Linked DNA regions of Homo sapiens: region 1 is linked to region 2. A link is a loop called in an ENCODE intact Hi-C map of the cell type or tissue named here. Cell type or tissue: Caco-2. All regions are shown on one strand. Links, peaks and the distances in the headings refer to the core of each region. The heading gives the core; the rest is flanking DNA. Region 1 has its middle 40 kb from the start of PBX1. Region 2 overlaps PBX1 (PBX homeobox 1).

The links. Peaks named below come from ENCODE experiments on the same cell type or tissue, not always from the same donor. Only the 100,000 strongest peaks of a DNase experiment are listed, where the experiment ranks them.
Region 1: a loop joins it to region 2, with 3 times the contacts of the local background. A loop is called at or near these places in 8 of 110 quality-filtered maps.

The regions. Positions count from the first base shown.
Region 1 is chr1:164,512,858-164,525,318 of GRCh38, forward strand. No RefSeq gene overlaps it. Among named protein-coding and RNA genes, the nearest start is that of PBX1, 40 kb to the right of the region's middle. In Caco-2, for the core only: a CTCF peak has its summit at 6,067; no DNase peak of the experiment used is centred there.
Region 2 is chr1:164,595,766-164,608,226 of GRCh38, forward strand. The region is part of intron 2 of PBX1 (PBX homeobox 1); the gene reads left to right. Among named protein-coding and RNA genes, the nearest start is that of PBX1, 43 kb to the left of the region's middle. RefSeq lists enhancers at 6,450-7,215, 7,216-7,980. In Caco-2, for the core only: no CTCF peak of the experiment used is centred there; DNase peaks (open chromatin) are centred at 6,426 and 7,144; H3K4me3 peaks cover 188 bases.

The DNA.
Region 1 (12,461 bases), core at 1,919-9,918, 83 kb before region 2:
GATATTGTAAACATGCTGTGTCTTTTCCTTCTTAATTGTTGCTTTGGTGTTTTGCTATGTTTCAGTGACTGCCTGAAACTGTATGGCTGTTATTACCAGTTATGCCAAAAAAAATCATAAGTTCCTTTAGAAGCTGACAGATAATATATCCTGTGTGGATCTTTCCTGGGTGGGGGGGACCTTTCTGGTGCTAAAGTGTCACATGACCATAAATACTCCTTGGCTACACCTTTAATTTTTTTTTTTTTTTTTTGGTTTTGTTTTTTTTGAGACAGGGCCTGGCTCTGTTGCCCAGGCCAAAGTGCAGTGGCTTGATCTCAGCTCACTGCAACCTCTTCCTCCCAAGCTCAAGCCATCCTCCCACCTCAGCCTCCCTAGAAGCTGGGACCACAGCCACCACACCTGGCTAATTTTTGTAATTTTTATAGAGACGTGGTCTCACTTTATTTCCCAGGCTGGTCTTGAACTCTTGAGCTCAAGCAATCCACTCACCTCAGCCTCCCAAAGTGCTGCGATAACAGGTGTAAGTGACTGTGCCCAGCCTAAACTATTAAATGTGATGGCTATCCAGTGATATACTTTGACATTCTTTCTGTTGTTGTTTTGATTTTTTAGTAATGGAATATTTTATTGTATTATTTTTATTTATTTATTTATTATCATTATTACTGAGACAGGGTCTCACTCTGTCACCCAGTCTAGAGTGTAGTGGCGTGATCACAGCTCACTCATGATCATGGCAGCCTCAACCGTCCTGGGCTCAGGTGATCCTCCTGCCTCAGCCTCTCAAGTAGCTGGACTACAGGTGCCTGCCACCATGCTTGACTAATTGTCATCGTTTTTCATAGAGATGGGGTTTCACCATGTTGCCCAGGCTGGTTTTGAACTCCTGGACTCAAGCCATCCTCCTGCCTCAGCCTCCTGAAGTGCTGGATTACAGGTGTGAGCCACCATGCTCGGCTATTTATTTATTTATTTATTTATTTATTTTTAAAGAAACAAGGTCTCCCTCTGCCACCCAGACTGGAGTGCAGTGGCACATTCATGGCTCACTGAAACCTTGAACTCCTGGGCTTAAGCAATCCTCCTGCCTCAGCCTCCCCAGTAGCTGTGACTACAGGTGTGCACTACCACACCTCGGTAATATTTTTTTTAATTTTTTTAAAGACAGGATCTTGCTCTGTTGCCCACACTGGAATGCAGTGGCTCTATCATAGTTCACTGTAACCTCAAACTTCTGGGCTCCAGTGATCCTCCTGCCTCAGCCTCTCAAGCAGTCTGTAGGCACAGACTACCATGCCCACTTAACTTTAAAAAAAAAATTGTAGAGACAGGGTCTTTCTGTGTTGCCCAGGCTGGTCTCAAACTCCTGGACTCAAGTGGCTGTTCTACCTCAGCCTCCTAAAGTGCGGGGATTACAGGCATGAGCCACCACACTCAGCCAAATGGCATTTTTTTTTTTTTTTGAGACAAAGCCCCTCACTGTCACCCAGGCTGGAGTGCAGTGGCGGGATCATGGCTCACTGCAACCTCTGCTTCCCGGGTTCAAGCAATTCTCCCACCTCAGCCTCCCGAGTAGCTGGGATTACAGGTGCCCACAACCACGCCTGGCTAATTTTTTGTACCAAATGGCATTTTTTAAGCAAACATTTTGGAAACTCCTTTTGGACATTTATCTGGTAATATGTAGAGGATCTATGTTTTTTGGTCCTCTTTTCACCAAAAAAGTGGTCCCTTGCAACTTCTTCCTCATAATGTGGAACCATGATAATTTCCTCAACCAGACTTGACGTAGTTGACCAAAAATAATCCCCACTGAAGAACAAATTACCTTGCATTGTGAGTAGGTTATCATCATAACCTAAAACAAAAGAAGGTATTAAGCCCTCTGGAAAACTAAAGAAAACTCAATGGACTACGGGGAGAAAAGCATTCTGCTGGTTCTTCCCTGTCCAGAAACCTTTGAGATCCGCTTGCTAATCACCTGTGTTCCAGTGAACATTTTCTAACAAACCTTATTAGGCTGAAGCGAGAGCTACATAATAACAACAACGACAACAAAAACTCTTAATTTAGCTGTTAGCCAGATTTTGTTTTGTTGGGTGCTTTACTGGAAGATTTATGGGAGCTTTTTATATCTGGTTTTATAGTTTCATAATCAAACTAATTGCTGTTAATTGATTTAGGATGTATTGGGGTGAACATAAAGCAAGCATCAGGAAGAATTAAATACAGTGTGGGCAGTTTGAGAATGGGAGTGAAGCTGGGAGACTTTTTGCAAAATAACAGTGGCATTTTCAATGGTTATTCAGCATTTTGTGCTTTTCTCAAATTTTGCTCAGTGAAGACTAATTTAGTGGGGATTTACTGGCTCTTAAAGGAAAGCCATAATAATTTCAGAAATGGGTTGCCTTCCAGGACTCTCCCTGCTGACTTAGTGCATCCAGCCTGTGCTCCAGGAGAATGGGCAGCAGAGTGAAGGTAGGGATCCCTTGGAAGGACACAGTGAGCCCAGCCACAGATGGCTGATGTCCATGGAGAGAGCAGCCTATATTTAATCAGGCATCTCGGAGTTGAGGAGTCTATGATTCAGATTCTATTTGTGGAAATAGACTGCATCAGAGTAAAAGGATGTATGAGGCTTTGCTACCCTGGTCCTGTCCCACCCCTGACACTCAAGGGGCTAGCTAGAATATTCAGTCCACAGCTCCACAATCCCCTGAGCCACTTCAGTGATTACCTTCCGTAATCATGTTCTCTCCAAGCCTCAGCTATGGACAAGTGATCAAATGCACAAAATGTTTGTGAAAAGTATATGTGATCATGTATGTGGGAATGCTTTGTGAAACCATAAAGTAGAGTAAAATGAAAGACATGACGCCGAGGAAGATAATTTTTATAACTGCTATATAGAAAAGTCAGTCTTTCACGAAACCTCTTGGCCCTCCAGCTGGGACTTGTTCAGAACCATTCCTGAAAGTCCTTTGATCTGCCTTGAAGATTGAGCTGGTCACGGTTGTGGCTGTGGCATTTACCAAGCTGAGGATTAAGCTTCCTCATTATGTCAGGGCCCAGAGGGGACATATTTATTCCTTTGTTTGGCTCATCCTGATGGTGAGTTTCCTACACTGAGTGAGGGTCAGCCTTCTTTATAGGTGAGCTAATGGGCTCTGTGGCAGCAGAGCGCGTTCTGGGGTCTCACAGAGGCGCTGAAGAATCAAAGCTGTGCCTGCTCCCAGGAGGAGAAATGGTTGGGACCCTGACCTACTGGGAAAGCTTCCAGCAAAGCTAATAGCATCAGGTCCCTGCCCTTCCCTTGCTGATTCAATCGCAGTTGCATTCTCTTGGCAGATCCAACAACTATGCCTTGTGAAAAACAGCTGTCCAGTCCCACTCATGAGGGAGACTCTATCACTGAGAGCTACAAAGTCAGACTGCAGTGGAAGCACCTAAGAAAACATTTTAGTCTCATGTTGTCCAAATATGCATATAGATACAGTATAGAAGTTAATACGTCAGTTTTTTTCTTGGTGGGTGATGGTGAACAAGTTGCTGGTTCTTGTTTTTCTATTTGTAGATTGAGGAAACTGCCTATAAAATCCTTGAGGAGAAGCCTGCTGTAAATACAAAGCATTTTTATTATTGCATCACTGCAGACAGTGTTATCACTTCTTTTCTTCAACACGTGTAACCTCCCACAAAGAATAAGGCTATTTGCTAGATTAGATGCCACTTTTGGTGACAGGTCAGAGAAAGAAGCTGGGTTTGATGCGGACTGACAGGTTCGTAAATTTGGTTTCTAATTTTATGTATTTATTTCTTTTAGAGAAAAGAGGGAGAGAGGGAATACTCAGAGCCATGAAATCATTAAAACCAATTCCCTTTCTCTCCCCAGCCCTCCCTTTCTCTGAGTGTGCGTGTGAAACAATCTTTGCAGCTACAGAGCCATCCGATGGTATTGATCCAGATGTGGAAATTGGTATTGACTGCTGCTGCGGCTCTGTGCACTTCCCCGGCTTTTAAAGACACAGCATATAGGTGATTTCACTTTGCACATGACAAAGCTCTGGAGACATTTGCTGAAACAAACTAAATAATACAAATTAAAAATCGGGTTTTATATCTTACTCCCTCACTTAAACGAAATGAGAAGACAAAGAGCTTCCAAACGATGACATTAAAAAGGAAAGTGTGATGCACCTTTCCAAGAAGAAAGAACAATTTGTTTGCACGTTAATTTCATCCTGACCACTGGTAAATGTCTAAGTACAGCCTCAATGTTGTTAAAATCCTTAGAGGACCTGAAAGCTTAATGGCAAGTGTGGTCTGTGAGTCAGAGATGTTGTAGTAGTTCTCTATTGCTGCTCTAAAAAATTATCACAAACTTAGCGAAGTAAAACAACACAGATTTACTGTCTTATAGCTCTGTAGGCTGGAAGTCCAATATCATTCTCACTGGATGAAAATTAAGGTGTTGGCAGTCTTTGTTCTTTCTGGAGTTTTTACGGGAAAATCTGTTTTCTGCTCAGTTCAGATTGGTGACAGAATTCAGCTCTTTGTGGTTGGAGGACTGAGGTCTGAGCTTCAGGAGGCTGTGACACTCCTTGGCTTGTACCTCTTTTTCCATCTTCAACGCCAGCTTCTGGCATCTTTCTGGCCAACTCTTGTTTTCATCATTTTTAAGGACTCTTGTGACTATGCTGGATTGACCAGAATAACACAGGATAATGTCCCCCATCAAGGTTCTTCACCTTAATCGGGTTTAATAATTCCCTGTTGCCATGCAAAGTAACATATTCACAGGTCCTGGGCATTGGAATATGGGCATGCTTGGGAAAAAAGAGTTGGCATTATTCTGCCTACGGCAAATGTCATGGTTCTATGCTACTTTCAACTCTGTTTCAGGACAGGCTAGCAGAGATTTTTTTTTTCCTTAAAAACTAACACTTGATTTTTAATAATAGACAGCAATGTTATTCATGCATTGTTTGTGAGCACTTCCACAATGGATGTACATTCACACAATGGATAGAACCGTCGGCCACTTTTTTTTTTTTTTGAGACAGAGTCTTGCTCTGTCACCGAGGCTGAAGTGCAGTGGTGCAATCTCAGCTCACTGCAACCTCCACTTCCCAGGTTCAAGCAATTCTCGTGCCTCAGCCTCCCCAGTAGCTGAAATTATAGGCTCCCACCACCACGCCTGGCTAATTTTTGTATTTTCAGTCGGCCTGGCTAATTTTTGTATTTTCAGTCGAGACGGGGGTTTCACAATGTTGGCCAGGCTGGTCTCGAACTCCTTACTTCAGGTAATCCACCAGCCTCAGCCTCCCAAAGTGCTGGGATTACAGGCGTGAGTGACCGCACACGGCCAATCGGCCACTTTTAATACCATGCTCTGGTCAGGCATGGTGGCTCATGCCTATAATTCCAGCACTTTGAGAGGCTGAAGCAGGAGGATCATGTGAGGCCAGGAATTTGACACCAGATTGGGCAACATAGTGAGACCTTTCTCTACAAAAAATAGAAAAAAAATTAGCCAGGCATGGTGGCATGCACCTATAGTCCTATCTGCTCAGGGGGCTGAGGCAGAAGGGTTGGTTAAGCACAAGAGTTCAAGGTTACAGTGAGCTCTGATCTCACCACCGCACCCCAGCTTGGGTGACAAAGCGAGATCCTGTCTCTGAAAAAAAAAAAAAAAAAGTTCTTATATCAAACCTTAGCCTCCCCATCCCCAAATGCTAATCTGTTGAAAAAAATTTTTTTTGCTACATTAGTCTTAGAATACCACGGTGAACACAACATAGTCTGGTTCTCCAGAGGCTCACAGTTAGGAGAAACATGGGTCAGGTAATTACAATGCAAGAAAAACTCATCCTGCTATTGCAGATGATATAAAAGAGCCAGACCCCTCAGCAACAAGCAGTGCTGGGGTGTATAACTGCCTTCCCAGCACCTCCTTGAGAGGGAGATACTTTCAGTTCTGTTTTACAGATTGCTAAATTAAGATTACAAACTAGGTCATCTGCTGCCCAACCTCATGGTGGCAGATGGGAGCATGGTGCTAGGTGTCAAGAGCTCCAATTCTAGTCCTGTTCACACCTTGAGAATGGCTTCCCACAGGACAGCATGCATCCTGGGCAGAGATTTTTCACTTGCCCGTATTTATTTAGACATTTCTGAAATCATCCTTTCTGTGTTCTTCAGGGGACTGTGATGCTGTAGCCTGTCTACTATAATCCCAGCCCAGGGCAAGTCTGTCTCACTGTTGCTTATGCCTGCAGACAAACTCATCATCTGTTTTTAGCCCATCACAGGGTATGGGCCCCTTGGCTGAGAGTCCACTGTCAGCCTGAATGGCTAATTGAGACCTCCCGTGTGCTGAGCTGGTGCAGATGGCCATGAATGCAACACTGTTAGACACGGAGGGAAGGCAAAGCATCATGAATATTTAATCAGATATAAGTAAATATTAATGAAACAATTGTCTCTTTAAATGGTTAAATTACTTTCCATGCTCCAGTCCATTTTTATTTCACCATGGCACACACACATACACACACAAATTATACATTTTTCATCTATGCTAGTAATTTCCAATTTGGTCTTTTTAATGTGGAAATCCCCATTATACTAAATCTAAGTCTTCCTGAATTCATTCCTGAAGTTGAAAAAAGCATGATTCTGCCCTGAAATGTATACTTCACAACTTACTGGATTCCAATGACATGCCTGAGTCTTGTCTACTCTGATTTCATGGCACAAAGCCGTGCATGCCATCGGGAGGCAGGAAACCTTAACTCGAGCTCATGTGTGGTAATTGCTTTATTCTGCATGAACTCGCTCTAATTCCCCCCAAAACAAGAGAGAAGCTTAATCTTGCAATATTAATGACTACATTGTTTACTCCTCTGGTATTACCTGGTAAGTTGTCTGGGATGTCTTTGGATATCTCTTCCTTTAATTATATTTCTCTGTGTTAGTTTTCAACAAGACAATCAATGAGTTTTCTACTCTTATTTTTCAATATCTTCTCCTTGAGCTAGTCTTTCTTCCCTCAACATTTTTGAAAGTTTATTCAGATTAAATTGTGTCTCCTTAGAATTCTTTTGACCATTGTTCATCTTTCTTTCACACTGTAAAATTGTCTTCCTTCTTTAATGTTCTCTTGCCTGAATCTACTCTTTCATTTTTTAATTGACTTTTTAATTCCTGAATTTCAGATTATCCTTTTTATGCCTCTTTGTTTAGTCTCTTATGTCAAACGGAACCATCTCTCTTAACATTACTGAAACAGGACAGGCATGGTGGCTTATGCCTGTAATCCTAGCAATTTGGGAGGCTGAGGCAGGAAAATTGCTTTAAGCCAGGAGTTTGAAACCAGCCTGGGCAACATAGTGAAACCCCACCTCTACAAAAAAAAAATTAAAAAATGAAAATTAGCTGAGAGTGGTGGTGCACACCTGTAGATCTAGCTACTTGGGAGGCTGAGGTGGGAAGATATCCTGTGTCCAGGAGTTGGAAGGCTGCAGTGAGCTATGATTACACCACCGTACTCTAGCCTGGGTGACAAAGGGAGACCTTGTCTCTAAAAGAAACAAACAACAACAAAATGAACATTACTGAAATGTCCCAGAATCTCTTATCCTACTTCTAAACTCTAACCTTTCTCTTTCCTCTCAGTCGTTGGTTATCACAGCAGTGTCTTTTGTCACCTTTTAAATGTGTCTAAAACTAATTTCCTAATTTTCCTTTCATAATCAAGTGACTTAATGGCCTTGCAACCTTTTTTCTATCCACTCTCTCCAGCTATTGTGCTATTGAACACACCTTGTCCTCCAGCAAGGATAGAATAATTGGATCACAGACATGAAAGAGTTCTTTTCCTCAGGCAAATCCAATCTATTTTAAAGCCAATATTAAATAAATCTTTGAACCTTCTCTGCAAATAAAGAGCCTTCTCTGGCCAGGCACGGTGGCTCACACCTGTAATCCCAGTGCTTTGGGAGGCCTAGGTGGGCAAATCACCTGAGGTCAGGAGTTTGAGACCAGCCTGGCCAACATGGTGAAATCTCGTCTCTGCTAAAAATACAAAAAATTAGCCAGGCGTCATGGCACACACCTGTAATCCCACCTACTTGGGAGGCTGAGGCAGGAGAATCACTTGAACCTAGGAGGCGGAGGTTGCAGTGAGCCAAGATCACGCCGTGGCACTCCAGCCTGGGTGACAGAGTTGAGACTGTCAAAAAAAAAAAAAAAAAAGGACCTTCTCTAAATTCCATAATCACATTTTATAAGTCATTCAAATTTTTTATCAATCTTACCACCAAAGTGGTATATATACTGTACATAGGGATATCTATATCTCTAAATAAAACATGCATATCCTGGCCACATGCCGTGGCTCACCCCTGTAATCCCAACACGTTGGGAGGCCGAGGTGGGTGGATCATCTTAGGTCAGGAGTTCAAGACCAACCTGGCCAACATGGTGAAACCCCCATCTCTACTGAAATACAAATATTAGTTGTGTGTGGTGGCGCATGCCTGTAATCCCAGTTACTCAGGAGGCTGAGGCAGGAGAATCGCTTGAACCCAGGAGTCAGAAGCTGCAGCGACCTGAGATCATGCCACTGCACTCCAGCCTGGGTGACAGAGCGAGACTCCATCTCCAAAAACTAAAATTAAGAAAATAAAACATGCATATCCCTATATATATTGCTACATAATATATATTAGAAATATATATACACACAAATATATATTATACATTTATATATTGTATACAATATATAAATATTTATATGCAAATATATATTGTAATATATATTATACATATAATATATATAATAAAGCAGTTACTCAAATTTGGGTCCCTGTCAGCATTCTATGAAGGAAAAGCTGCTGCAGCCATTTGTATATTTAAGAGCAGCATTCTAAGAGGGAAGAAGTGGAGGAAGATCTCCTGATTTGTTTTCTTATTTTGCATGAAAAGCAGACTCCCTTGCCACAACCTTCCTAATTTAGCTCCTAACCTATCGCCCTCACCTCTCCCTGTTCCCCTAGTGCTCATCACTTCCTATAACCATGTCCAAACTGAGGCAACAACAACAGCAACAAAAAAGGAAATCCAACTAGCTTGCTAACTAGCTGCTAGTGCATCAATAGTTGTTTGACACAGGACAAGTCACTTGAAATGTTCCTCATCTATAAAAACCTAGACCTAAACAGTAGATTTGGGATGTTTTCAACTTCAAAGTTAAGAAATTTTCCTCAAACGAACTTGTACACAGAAACCTCCAGTACAAAATAGACACAGTAGAAGTTCTTTGGTGAAGAACAGAGAACCCCATGTTCCTGACAGCCTGGGCTGCCTCACCAACACCTCACAGGCTGTCCCTGCCAGAGAACTCCTGGGTTCCTCTGAGAGTATTCCACAGAAACTACCGGACCAGACAAAAATGGATGCCAGTTTTAATATTCTGCATTTCTATAAAAATAGTGAAGCTTGGAAATAATAACACACAAACATTTAAAGACATAATTCACTTTTTGGAATAGAATTCCCAGCAAGTTATTTCTAAACTAGGTCCACACTTCAGAGTTGTTTCATCTGTAGTTCTGACTGGTTCTGAGTCATTCAGCATCAGCACCTAATATTCTTGTTTTCTACTGCTGTGTTTCTCCCTCTCTTCTCCTTTTCTTTCAATAAACTTCATTGCTCAATGCTCACTCTGTGCCGTACACTGTGCCAGATGCTTTTATATCATGTAAGTTTCTCTCAAGTACTATAGTTCATTTGATCTTAAAGAGGAAATTATACTTGATTTTAGATGCAAGAGGAAAACTGCTTAATTAAATGAACACTGTGTCCCATCTTTTAATAAAATAAAATAAAATAATCTAATATTTGCAGAAGAACAATAAGAATAATTATTTCCCAAAGCATATGCTTGTTCAGTGTGGATGAAAAGAACATCATGGTCATGCTTTGTAATAGAGTTTCAATGTCCTTTGCCTTAGGAGTGAATTTAAGGAATATCTAAAGTATCATTCTCACCATCTCTGCCTTCTCTTATATAATAGGATAAAAATCACTGTCTTGAGTTGTTTAACAAATTATCCATGTATTAAGGAACTGCCAGACTCTGAATGAGGTGAGGTGATGCAAAGGCTAATAATACATAGTCAAGACACAAATATCTAATTATTGTGAAGCATCATGAATATAATAATAGTGATATGGACAAACCTACTAGGGACACACAATAGTGATATGGACAAACCTAATAGGGACACACAATAGTGATATGGACAAACCTACTAGGGACAAACAAAGGAGGCGGCAATTTTTTTTGTCTTAGAGAAAGAAAGACCCAGGAACAATTCACAGAGGACATAACATTGGAGTCTACAAAGATGGGTGATACTTCACCAGCATGGTCTTGGCAACGGGAACAGTGGCTCAAAGGCACAGAGCTAGAAAGAACAAGGCCCAAGGTCAAAGCACAGGGTATGTGGCATGTAGCCACAGACAATGAGGAAAAAATGTTATGGGTGAATTGTAAGGTATCTTACCGTATTCTAGCCTACAGACAATAAGGAAGATTTTTAACCAAGCAAAAGGCATAATCAGATCTGTTTTTTAGAAAGATTACTCTGTCTGGGCCGGGCGGGGTGGCTCACACCTGTAATCCGAGAACTTTGGGAAGCCGAGGCAGGTGGATCACAAGGTCAGGAGTTCGAGACCAGCATGACCAACATGGTGAAACCTTTCTCTACTAAAAAAAAAAAAAAAAGGAAGATTACTCTGTCTGCATTATGAAGAATGGCTGAATTTGAGGGTGGAAAAAGTGGAATTGGAGTAGGGGTTAATTCAATAGTCTCAATATGAGATATTTCAGAACTGAAACATATGGATTCTAGTGACATATTAAAGCTATGCAGAGCATGGTGTGGTGGCTCATGCCTGTAATCCCAGCACTTTGGGAAGCCAAGGTGGGCGGATGACTTGAGCCCAGGAGTTTGAGACCAGCCTAGCCAACATGATGAAACCCCATCTCTACAAAAACACACACACACACACACACACACACACAAATTAACCAGGTATGGCGGTGCTTGCCTGTGATCCCAGCTACTCAGGAGGCTGAGACGGGAGAGGGTTGCCTGAATCTGGGAGGTGGAGGTTCCACTGAGCCAAGATCACGCCACTGCACTCTAGCCTGGGTGACAGACTGAGACCCTGCCTCAAAAAAAAAAAAAAAAAAAAGCCTATAGTACTATAGTATGTTTAAACTGAGACATGCAGAAGACCCTGTTCATACCTTATTGGATATGTCTTAACACAAGCAAGCAATACCCAAAGAAGTGAGTCATGGGAAGGAGCCATTCCCTGGTACTAGCAACAGAGCTGGTCTTCGTACAGACCACATGAGACCCTCTTCCATCTCAGCCTCCTGAGTAGCTGGGACCACAGGTGAGAACCACCATACCTGGCTAATTTTTGTGTATATATATATATATATATATATGGTTTGTTTGTTTGTTTGTTTTTCTATAGAGATGGGGTTTCTTCATGTTGGCCAGGCTGGTCTCAAACTCCTGGGCTCAAGTCATCCGCCCACCTTGGCTTCCCAAAGTGCTGGGATTACAGGCATGAGCCATCACACCCAGCTCTTCATAGCTTTAATATGTCACTAGAATCAATATTTTTTATTTCTGAAATTCCCATGTGGTCAGAGTTTGGCAAACTGAACCAAGATGCATGAAAGAAACATGTTACAGAACTAAGACACCTTAAAATTCCTCCTCATTAGAGCAGAATTAACCTGGGAATCTGCAGTTGGGAAGTCAGTTAGTATTTGCTGGGGCTCAGATACTTGAGATAGGAGTTAGGCAGGACTTGTTTCTCAAGACACAGGTCACAAAGACCCCACTGCTTGAATAGGATGTGGTAAAGAGGCCAGCCAAAACCAGCCAGAATCAAGACGGTGAAGAAAGCACCTCTGGTCGTCTTCACTGCTCATTATATGCTCATTATCATGCATCAGCATGCTAAAAAACACTCTGACCAGTGCCATGACAGTTTACAAATGCCATGGCAACATCCAGAAGTTACCCTATATGGTCTAAAAAGAGGAGGAACCTTAGTTCCAGGAATTCTCTGCCCCTTTCCCAGAAAACTATGACTAATCCACCCCTGTAGCATATGATCAAAAATAACCATAAAAATAGCCAACCAGCAGCCCTCAGAGGTACCCTGCCTATGAGTAGCCAACATTTTATTCCTTTACTTTTTAATAAACTTGATTACACTTTACTCTGTTGGCTCAATCTTTTTTCCTGTGTGAAGCCAAGAACCCATGCGGCCTCCTGGGCTGAGCCCCAATTTTGGGGTTCACCCTGTGACAAACTTACACCCCAAAATATGGCACTTTGAAGCCTCAAGGTGTCTCTAACCTT
Region 2 (12,461 bases), core at 2,440-10,439:
GGTGCTCTAAAGAACACAGAATTAGACCCTGTCTTTGCAAATGGGCTCATAAGAAAAGAATGACAGAAAGAGACACCCAGCCTGGGCTAGCTAGGAAAAATACGTTTTAGGGAAATACAGCTGACAAAATAGCTCCAAAGGTTGTAATTTTTAGGGCTTTGGTGGAGTTCAATATGGTACTCTGAACACAGAAAAATGGAAAGTAGAATTTCTCAGTAAAAGAAAGTCTGTTGTTTCAGTCCAGTTTTACTATTAGAGTGAGTTGTAAAGAACAAGTAAAAGGGAAAAATTGGATATGTGTTTTTGTTTTGTTTTATTGCCCTGCAGGTCCCCTCTTTTTTTTTTTTTCTTGGTTTCTCAATTTTGAACTTTAATGCATTAATACATCAGGTATCTTTTACAACTAAAGTAGCCCCTGAAATATTTTCTGTGCAGAAAGGTTACCTTCAAGTGCATTAGGGTCTCACATTGACATACAAATTCAGGTTTGAATCCTTGCAAAATCACATGGTAAAATCGGGCCTCATTTCCTACATGGTAAATATGCACTCTCCTTGAGATGGTGCATGAGCTTTCTAGTTCATCATAGTCCCTCCCATGCAAACACCTTACTCATTAACTTTTATATGCCTGTTCCTTACAAAGGCATTTTTAGTTTCAACCCATATATTTAGAGCAGTGGTTCTAACCATGGGTGATTTGCCCCCAGGGGCCATTTGGCAATATCTGGGGACATTACTGGTTTGTCATAATGCAAGTTCATTTTTATGTCATATTTTTACTGTGTACTTTTTGCATTTTCAAATGACTTTGACTATTGCCAGAGTCATTATAGACCTGCCTATGATGTAGGAGTTTATTGTATCTAGTGGAAAACATACCTGTTTGTGGGGCAGAAGCTTCTGTTCCATTCATCCTGATTTTAGACACAGCATTTAACTTTTCAGGTTCAGTTCCATATGTATAAAGTAGGGATAATAGTGACATCCTAGTGTATTAAGAATTAAGGTGTTATTATTTCTGTCACTGTTACTTCACCCTAATTTTGTTTCCACACTCATCTCTGAGCTTTTTTACTTCTTATGTTGTTCAGTGTTTTCTAAATTAAAAAAAAAAAAAGAAATTATCCAGGAGGAACTCCAGGGTCAGAGAAATTTAGTTCCTTGGCCAAGGCCACACCACAGGTAAGTGGTACAGCGTGGATATGAGACTCAGTCTCCTGAATTGGATCAGTTACTTGCATGCACCCTGTACCCTCTGTCTTTATTTGGGTTGGAACCCTGGGGGTTCAGTGATCCTGTTCCAGGATCTACACTTAGCTTGGACTTCTTGTTGGTTTTCTTATGCTTATTTTTGTTTTATAAAATGCTCAATGGTGTAACATTTCCTTTGAGGAATCGTTATTCATTAAAAAGTCTGAAAACAGTGCTTTAAATCATGTCTGCTTCTTTTTGTACAACCAGTTACCTCACTTCTTCAGCCAGGATGGGTTTATGTGGCCCCTCAGGGCCTTCTAAGAAGACTATCTTCCCTGTCTTTTGTGGAAGGAACAGAGTTGGTTGTTGTCCCCTAGAAGGGTGGTCATCTCTTCTCCTTTGTAAGTAGATGGTGACATCAAGGGTTGACACTTGGAAAATATAACATAGTTCTATGACGACGTGGAACTATCTAGTTTTCTTGGAATAATGGTATTGAAATGGAGCTATTTGGGGGTGCAGAGATAATTTTCTACCACACTTTGAAATTTGTTGGCCAAGGATCAAGAATTTCCCAAATCTTTATACAGCCTTCAGAGGACCATGATATTCATCTTGTTGTTCCCACCTATGATAATTCTAAAGTTATTGCCTTGAAGCCAGGACCTGGTATGTACTTTTTCTCCATGAATTTGTGAAGTTTCTGCTATATTTTAGGACATTACCTTTAAGAATAGACTTTTTATGGCCTTCGTTTTGGGGTCTCGCAGCCATGTTGTAAATATAATACCTCAGGAGAGTTTGTAGGTTATAACTCTGGGCCTTTAAGATGCCTTGGCCTTAAATTTTTTATTTAAAAATTAAATAAATAATTAATTTAAGAGACTTAAATTAATTATTGCTGTACATTTCTGGAGAGTTCCCCAATTCCTGGGTTTCTGGTTCTCCTGGTATTTTAGTCCATATTCTGTTGGTATAACAATACCACAGACTGGGGAATTCACAAAGAAGTGTATTTGGCTTGTGGTTCTGGAGAATGGGAAGTCCCAGAGCATGGCTCTGGCATTTGGTGAGGGCCTTCTTGGTAACATGGTGGAGTTCATCACATGGTGAGAGGGCAGGAGCAAGAGAGCCAGACTGCTTGCTTTTATAACAAAGCAATTCCCACAGTAACAAACCCACTCCTAGGATAGCAATGTTAATCCATTTGTATCCATTCGTGAGGGCAGAGGGATTCAGTTTCCAACACATGAATTTTTGGGAGACATATTCAAACCATAGCCAGTTTGTTTGTTTTTATCTGGCTACTAGAGTAAGAATTCTTTTTTTCTTTTCTCTCTTTCCCCTTTCTCCTTCCTTTGTTCCCTCCCTTCCTAGAGGGTGGTAGAGACCAGAGCTGGAAAATTTCAGACAGGAGTTAGGTGTCGAGACCAAGGCACACTGTGGAGGGTTAAGTCATTGTCTTCCATTGTCTTAGGGCTTCTTTGTGTATCTCTCCAGTCCAAACCTTGTGGATGGATGACTACCGGCACTCTTAGAGATAGGAGAGACATCAGTTGAGCTGAACTAGTTTAATTCCCAGAGTTCTCTGAGGAACATACTAGTGTTTGTTGATTTTCTGTTGGATTACTGGAACTCTCAGTATGTGGTAAATTCCTTGAAAAACCTGATTGCATTTGATTTTGTCATTGGTTCTTATCCTTTCTGAGCAACAAGCACCACCCTTTCCAATGACACTCTGCCTTTTTTATTCTTTTTAACTTTTAGAAGAGCTACCTGGGCAGCCAAATTTTTCATAAAGAGCCTTACACCTGAAATAGCTTGACATTGTGTCATACCTCGGAGCGTATAGCATATTTCATTTATGTGATTAGATTTGACCTTTAAAACTACCCGGAGGTAGGAAGGGGAGGGATCATTATCCCACTTTTACATAAAAGAAAACAGAGGCTCAGTTGCCCCAGGTTATTCAACAGGTGTGTGGCTGAGCGTTAATTTGAATCCTGGTTTGTCCAGCTCCAGTCTATGTCCTGACCAACCCCGCCCTGCTGATAGACATCACGGTGTTTCTTTACACCAGATTTATTTTCTGTCTCTTTTTTCCTCCTGATTTTTTTTTTTTTTTTTGCAAAGAAGAGTGTTTCTGCCAGTAGCTTTATCAGATGATTTTGCCCCTCTTTTCATTCTCTCCCAATAGATCTCATGTCTAACACTACTCTAACTTTGCTCCCCTCTGAGACCAGCATGAACTCCAGTTCTTTCTAAATTGTGTAATTCTTTTTTTTTAAAATTAATTAATTATTAATTTTAAGTTCTGGGATACATGATGTGCAGGTATAATTCTTTCTTAATAGATTCTGAGCTTGACCTTCCAGTCGTCTTCTACTGCTCAGCCACACCCCCCTCCATTTTTGTTTCTTTTCTCTTTCTTCGGGCAAATCTGCAATTGTGGGCGCATATTTACCTTGTTATTTTTTACAGTATTCCCATGTGAACATTTTGCCAGCGGCCTCTTCTTAATTTTAGTCCTTTCTGGGGAAGGGTTAATAGTTCAAACCCATTGTTTTTCTTTTGAGGGTTGAGACTTGTTATAAAAGCTGCCTGGAGTGGGACTGTCCCTCAGGAGGGGAGGGGCACAGGCCTGGCATGGGGATAACTGGGAATGGGGTTTGGACACAGGATGCCTGGCGACTGTAGGGACACTTGTCTCATTTCTTGCTCTGTTATATAATATAAATGCTTAGGGAAGCTTAGATTCAATGGGTTGTGCCCTTCCAAAAGCCTACTGCTGGAGTGAAAACTGGAAATACATCTTTGCATATGTGTTCTTTCATTTTATTTTTCCTACTGGTTTGCTAAGCAAAGAGCTGGCTTTGTACAAACCCCCTCTCCCCGCTTTTTTTTTCTTCTTTTCTTAAAAAGCTTCTGTGCTCTTTTGAAACAAGCCAACAAAAGTTGAAGCCAGTGTGTGTGCAACTCAGACCTCATGAGCAATTCTTTTCCAAACCAAATTTTAATTCACAGCTGCCAGTTTAGGGGCAATGCTAAGACCCAAATCGTCCTGGCATCTGAAGCACCTGTCCTAATGTTGAGTACTTTAAATATGGTGTTCCCATTTCCTAAATCTCAATTTAGTCTGTTTGGTCTTACAATTGTGAGTATAATTATGGGAAAATTTAAATGGGATACTTGAGTCAGGACTGTGTTAAAAAATCCAAGATGTATTGCTTCTGTAAGGCTAGACTAAAATAATGAAAATATTAAGAGCCTAAAGTATGCTGCTGCTTTTTTTTTTTTTTTTTTTTTTTGATACAGAGTCTTACTCTGTCGCCCAGGCTGGAGTGCAGTGGCGTGATCTCGGCTCACCGCAACCTCCACCTCCTGGGTTCAAGTGATTTTCCTGCCTCAGCCTCCCGAGTAGCTGGGATTACAGGTGCCCGCCACCATCGGCTGATTTTTGTATTTTTAGTAGATATGGGGTTTCACAATGTTAGTCAGGCTGGTCTCGAACTCCTGACCTCAGGTGATCTACCCGCCTCAGCCTCCCAAAGTTTTGGGATTACAGGCGTGAGCCACTGCGCCTAGCCTACTACTGCTTTTTAACTAAAGTCTGCCTGCATTCCCTCTCTTGCCACAAAAGGCAAACAGAGCTTTTGGCACATTTGATTCCTGAGGCAGCCCCATGCCTGTTTAACACAGTGTAGCTTAACTGGTTAAAGCACCGGGCTAGTAAACACATGACTAGGGGCTCAATCCCTTGTGGGCCTGTTAGTTTATTTACTGCATTCATTGGCCACAGACTTCATCCCTAAAGTGGTCAAGCCATCTCAGACACGTTTGCTTCTGGTCACACCGATCAAGATTGATCCAGCCACTGAAGTAATCCAAACAACTCACTTCTAATGGGCCAGAGGTTGTCATCTTCATACCTGAGGAATGGCTTGCATTTTATAAAAATTGGAGATTCTTCTGCTCTCAGAATAGCAGACACAGGGCTGGGCGCAGTGGCTCATGCCTGTAATCCCAGCACTTTGGGAGGCCGAGGCGGGCAGATCACCTGAGGTGTCAGGAGTTTGAGACCAGCCTAACCAGTGTGGTGAAACCCCGTCTCTACTAAAAATACAAAAATTAGCCGGGCGTGGCGGTGGGCGCCTGTAGTCCCAGCTACTCGGGAGGCTGAGAAAGAATTGCTTGAACCTGGGAGGCCGAGGTTGCAGTGAGCCGAGATTGTGCCATTGCACTCCAGCCTGGGCGACAGAGCAAGATTCTGTCTCAAAAAAAAAAAAAAAAAAAAAAAAAAAGCAGACACAGAGGTGAACTTAACCTGAGATTAACCAGATTCACAGTTCAATAGCAACCACCTTTAGAGTCCCTAAGCTAAGAAACTGCTATGATTTTGATGAAACAGAAAGGAGGAAGGTAACTCTAGTTCTTTCTGAGGCATCCGACACTCCTTTAGAAGGGTTTTCCCAGGAAGCCTCATTCACTTTCAGGTAAGCCCATTATGAAGGGATAAGGATTTTACCGTATTCCACTGGAATAGGGGAAAAAACCATCTCACTTTAACAGAAAGCATGCAAGTGCCCTTTTCTGGAGGAGGTGGGAATGAGGGAGTACACAGACTTTAGCTTAAACTGTGGCAGGAGGGTCTTAATTTTGGCAGAACAGGGCATGGTGTTGCATCTCACCTGTTCCACGCTTAGTACAAGCCCTTCTTCCCAGTCCCTGTCACCTGCCTCATTTTGAGCTTTCACTGTATTTTCCTGTTGTTCCAGGGAAGATGAAGTGCATTTAAATGCTGCAGTTGGATACTGTGAAGATGAGACCCCTTAGCCTGTGGGATTAACTTTCCATGGAGCCCATTCTGGAGAGACTTGAGAGAGCACCTTTAAAAGGAAGTTAGCTAAGATACTGCCCTCCGTTTCAGACAGAGGTTGGAACCAGATCCTGGCTGAGAGCAGAGACCAGCTTCCACTCAGCCATGCACCCTAGGAGTGGGGATTCAGCTCTGTGGCTCCAGGAAGGTTAATCTTCAATGTTAATCCGTTTAGATAAAGTTGTTAGTTAAAAGGTAATCTGTTTAGCCTCCCTTTCCCCATTCTCCTGCCAGAAAAGAGGGAGTTCAAGTCTTCTTTCCAGGACTCCTGTGTTTTGGCTGAGACTGATTCTTCACTGTGGCCTTGGGAGAAAAGCTGCCTAACCAGTTCTGGGCCCTGGCTAGTTACAACCATGTGTGAGTTGTTTACAGTACGCACAGGTATGGGCTGAAGGGAAACAAAGCTTAAGGGATGACTAGAAAGGCTTGCTGAAATTGCTATGGGAGGGCCCCACCCTCCAAGCCATCTCCCCTCACACCCCGCTCGGTTTCAGTTTCTGCAGCTTGGTTATGCGACATTCTCTTAATCCTTTTTTGAATCTGGTCTCTACTTAAGCACTCAAGAAAACTGCTCCACAAGGATTGTTTTAGTGGGGTTTTAATTTTTTAAAATGTTCTTGTTTATTTAAATTGCTTGAACAAGGGTTTAGCTGTATGGGAAGAGTTCCTGCCTTTAGCTATACATGTTTCCACCCACTTAGACATGCTGCTCACCCACAGACTCATACAGCCTCCACAGACACAAAGCTTCTGTGTATCCTACATGTACCTGCACCCCAATTCTGTCAACCTCCCCACAGCTCTTGACTGGCTGTTTATCTATTCCATTCCACTACCTTCCCACCCCAGCCCTCAAAGTCCCAAACAGATTGAAAAAAAAAAAAAAAATGGGAGGCAGCAAAATTGCTTACTTGCACGAAAGGGCTCTTGCCTTTGAGGGGAGCTCTCTAGGCACCTAATTTCTCTTAGATTTCTTTCTGCCCTCAAAGGTACTTGTGGAATGTTTGCCGTTAAACGGTTGTAAATTAAGGGCTGAGTGTATGAAGCGTTAATGAAGGCTGCCATTGGAACCAGTCCACGTCCCGTCCCGGCTGGCAGGTTTGCTGTCCAAGAAGTCTCTTGCTGGAGGCCTGAGTTCCTGAGTGTCGGGTTTCAGCTCTCCTTTCTTCTTTTTTCGTCTTTTCTTCTGCAGCTATTTTTTCCCCTACCTTCCTTATAATCCGTCCCTTCCCTTCCTTCTTCCATACCCACTCCACCCCTACCCCTTTGGCTTTTTCTGAAAGTAACCATGAGGAACAGAGTCAGAATGAGGCTAGGGAAGCAGCATTTTTTTTTTTCTTTTCCTGTAGAAAGCAGGGCCAAAAGGGTGCATTTTATTTTTTTCTGCTTTTCCTTTTATCTCTTTGTGTTTGCTTCATTTCTTTCTCTTTAAGTCAAGGTTGAAATTGATGTTTGCAAAAGACAGGAATTTTGAATAACTGCCTGAGTTAAACAGAATATGGAGAAACTTTGACTCTGTCCCATGTATTAAAAATTAAAATTAGGGCAAAATAATGCGGATTTGTCCTGGAGGACCTGGCCAGATGTAGCTAGAGGACTTTCACAGTGCTGGTATAATTATACCTGGATATGGGATAATCTTCACTTTAAGCAACTCCATTATGTGAAAATACAGATCCACAGATACATATACAAATAAACACTTCCAAAAGAAATCCTTGTATAATTCAATGTAATATGTGTTTTTAAGCTACAATATGTAAGCCATCAAAGTACTGCATTATTTTTAGATAACAGACTTTTCAGTTTGTTTAAGGTGTGATTACCTTTACCAAACATCATTTCTACTCAAATAGAATGCTTACAATAAACTGTATGGAGGATACCTACATAAGTCATGTCCTGAGTTTATACTATTTCCTAGAGACATCTCTTTTATACATTTCAAGTTTTAAGTTTAGTCTGATGTTTTATACTTTTCAGTTTAGTACCTGAATTGTATCTATCTATGAAATAATAACAGATAATAATTTTAAGCAGATACTGTTTGCTAGACATTAATGCAAGACACTCTGTACATTATGTCATTTCATTTTTTTTTTTTTTTTTTTTTTTTTTTTTTTTTAGAGATGAGTCTCTGTCACCCAGGCTGGAGTGCAGTGGCACGATCACGGCTCACTGCAGCCTCTGCCTCCCAGGTTCAAGCAGTTCTCCTGCCTCAGCCTCCCAGGTAGCTGGGACTATAGGTGTGTGCCACCACATCCAGCTAATCTTTTGTATTTTAGTAGAAATGAGGTTTCACTATGTTGTTCAGGCTAGTCTCGAACTTCTGAGCTCAGGCAATCCGCCTGCCTCAGCTTCCCAAAGTGCTATGATTACAGGCGTGAGCCACTGCGTCCGGCCTATCATTTAATTCTATTGCCACTTCCATTTTAGAAATGAAGTGACAAAGCCTCACAGAGGATATGTAAGTTGTTCTTGACCACACTATGTTTGGTTGCTTGCCTTTGTATCCACCTGTGTTTCATCATTATTGCACAGTGTTCCCATTACTCTAAGGGTTACAATCTGAGGTCCCTTCCACCCTGACATTCATTCATTTGTGCATTCAGCAGTTACATGTATTGAGTGCCTACTGTGTGCCAGGATGCCCTGCCAGTCAGGCCAGCACTCAGTGATAACTACTGGTCACAGGATCTAGTGATTTGGCCTTAACAAATGAAGGCTGGACATGACCCTTTTTTATTCTGTCCTGAGAGCCGTTGCCTATGCTATCCACTTATTATAGCGGCATTCATATGTAATAAATAACTTATCAAAATAGTCATAAAGGACTTGGCAGACAAAATGAACTGCTAGAGAAGACTGCATTAAATTTTAATAGGAAGAATTCTTAGTAATAAGTAGGAAATGCATCTTGGTGTAGAACTGAGTCATTCTTTTGTGGCTTTCCCTAAGACATCTTCATATCAGTGACTATTTTTTTTTTCATTTATGAAATACTGTGCTTTTAGACAAAGTGTATTTGAAATTTCTCACTCTGTTTCCCAAGTAAATAAACAAATAAAAGTAAAGAATGGAAAAAGACAAGACAAACCATCTTCCTTTATTCCATAGAGGTGGAGTGCCTTCTAGTAACAAGTGCTGTGTGCCGTGTATGGAAGACACCAGTAATCACATCATAGACCCTAATCTCAAGGAACCTGTGTTCTTGTGGGGCAGTCAAAGAAATAGGCCTAGTCCAGGGTATTAAATGCTGTGATGGGGATACTGAGAGAGTATCCTGGGAATGTTTAGGAGGGCACCTTATTGTCTTGGTGAGGATGACGCAGTCACAGAAGTTTCTTCTAAAGAGAAGACACATAGGCAGAGATCTAAGAATGAATTAGAGTTCTCCAGATAAAGGGGATGTAAGGGGCAGAGGGGAGCAGACTGGCCGAAGAACATTTTTGTTAAAATCCTTTTTTTTTTGTTTTGAAGAAATATGACTTTTGTCCTAAAATTCCACAGCAGAGCTTCCAGGGCTATGGTAGGGATTAAGGTATTCTACAACAGATGAACAAGTCTTTTAGGGACAGCCTGGTGAGTTTAACCTCTGTAGGGCTCCTGTAGAGGAGGCACTCTTTGTTATGGGAAGAACAGGGCCCTTTTTAGTGAGAAGAGGGGCCTTGGGTCTCTCCAGTTTTCCTGATTGGCTGTGCTGATGGCTTTTACTCTTCTTTAAAGGAGGCATAATACAACCCCGTTAATTGAAACTCCAGTGTTTAGAATGTTTGGTGGTTTGTGAAGCCCTCCTGTAAAAGGCAACTGACCAAGCATATAAATAAAGCTATGAAATTAATACATACATGTTGAGCATTTAAATGTGTAGGGTGCTGGGTTTATGTACTCAAGGTTGCTTGCGGGGATTATTTAGCTGGTTTAAATAAACAAACTTTTAAAAGGCTTTATAAAGTAAACAACATCTATTTGCATACCAATTCCAATTTATACTCTGCTCAAAAATAGGTCTGATGGTGCCTCTTTGTGGAAACAGTTTATCAGTAGTTAGAGTTTATGTCTCATAAAGTTTTAAGATTTTATTTTTCATTAAAATTCTTTGAATTCAGACACTTTTGGTAATTCATGCCTTCCCTCCAGTTTCCCTAGATTGGGTAGATTTTCCTGGAGTTGCACTCTCTATTTTTATAATAACATAAGCATATTGATGATAGTGAATAGGCAAAAGGCTGTGGGTAGTGTAAGAGCAATTCTTTTCAGCTTCAAGGGATTTTTAAAAATTCTTTCATTATTCAAGAGTTGTAATTTGTTGTGTATATTTAAAATAACTCTCATCTTTCAGTCTCTCCAATAAATGCATTCTGCTATATGGCCAGGTGTGGTGGCTCACGCCTGTTATCCCAGTGCTTTGGGAGGCCAAGGCGGGTAGATTGCTTGAGGCCAGGAGTTTGAGACCAGCCTGGCCAACATGATGAAACCCCATCTGTATTAAAAGTACAAAAATTAGCTGGGAGTGGTGGTGGACGCCTGTATTCCCAGCTCCTCAGGAGGCTGAGGCACAAGAATTGTTTGAACCTGGGAGGCGGAGGTTGCAGTGAGCTACGAAAATTGTTTGAACCTGGGAGGCGGAGGTTGCAGTGAGCTATGAGAATTGTTTGAACCTGGGAGGCGAAGGTTTCAGTGAGCTGAGGTAGCGCCGCTGCACTCCAGCCTGAACAACAGAGTGAGACTCTGTCTCAATAAAAAGCATTCTGTATAAATCTATGATATCTGAGAATCCGATGTCGTATTTGCTTATTGTCTCTCTTTCCTGCTGGAACATAAGCTCCATGATGGCAGGGACTTTGTCTTGTTGCTGTATCCTTAGCAACTAGAACAGTCCCTGCTGCATGGTAGAGTCTTCATATTTATTTAATGAGTGTATGAAACAGTTCATTCTTTGTGCATGGAAACATGATATTTGCACATTTTATAAGATATATTACATTAATACTAATATTAATACTGCCTTACATATAACAAGTTTTTTTATGAGAGGAATTTCAGACTCTTATAAAATCATTTATTTACAGAAGATGGTATAACTAACTCTGACATGAGGTACTGGGGAAGTATTTCAAAGTGACGTTGGAATGGGATTTCTGGATATTGCAGGATGCAAGAGGTTGCTGAAGAGCAAGTTTGTGGCACACCAGGCTGTGAGAGCACCGCATGGGCAAAGGCCCAGGGTCATATGATCTGCAGGGCCATAACAGGAGTAAGTAGATTGGGGTCAGATTATGCCAGGCGAGGAATTTTATCTTGAAGGCAGTTGGGGACTATTGAAAAATCAGAGGACAGTGCAAGGGAAGGGGATGAGAGGTAACAAGATCAGATTTGTACTTTAAGGTAATTTTGGTGTCTCTGTGGAGGATGGATTAAAGTGGGGGTGAGATTAGAAAAAAATGAGCTAGAAGGTGAGAGATGGTGTAGTAAGTGGGATGAATGAGTTTAAAAAGCTATTTTTGCGATTAAATTTAAGCAATTTGCTAATGGGAAGGTGGTTTGAGGGAGAAGGAAGAGTTGATGTTAATACCAAGGTTTCTAGTTTGTAAGTGAAGAATAGCAATGTCTCAAAGGATATCAAGATTACCAGAGGCTGAAGAAAGCTACTGAGGAAGGTTAGAAGGAGAGAGTTGACGAGTTAGATTTTGAGTAGCCTGTAGGATATTCAAGTGGAGCTGTCCAGGAGGCAGTTGGAAATATATGACTGAAGCTTCAGAGAGAGGTCAGGGCTAGAGACATAAATTTGGATATAATCAGTGTGTAAATAGCGATTGATGCCGTGAGAGGGAATGCAGTGATCCAAGAGAGCCTACACAGTATAGAAGCAGACCAGGGCCAAACCCTGAGAAGGCCAAATATTTGGCAAGGTGGTTAGTGGAGAGGTTAAGAACAGGATTATCAGAGAGGCAAGAGAAAAATCTGGAGGGAGTAGCATCTTAAAAGCCAAGGGGAGTTTGAGAACTATAGGTTCATCCGCATCATTAGATGCCACAGCCTTCCTCTGGGCTCTTATACTTCTATCTTAACATATATTATGTTAACTTCATGTATTTTCTATCAGGTTTTCCTATGTCTGTGAGCTCTGTGAAAGCAGGGATAAAAAGTGTTTCATCTTTGTGCATAGGCCAGAAATGGCAAATAGGTTTCATTTCATGTTCCAAGTCTGAGTATTCTCAGCTGAGTCCAGAGTCTGCAGAGAAGAGTGCCTTCATCCATTAGTGATTTCTGATTAGTGATTTCAGGATCAGGGACTGATGGCAACTTGCCCTGTATTTCTCATGTCTGCATTAGGCACTTATTCATTCATTATTCAACAGATACTTACTGAGTGCCCAGCATGTGCC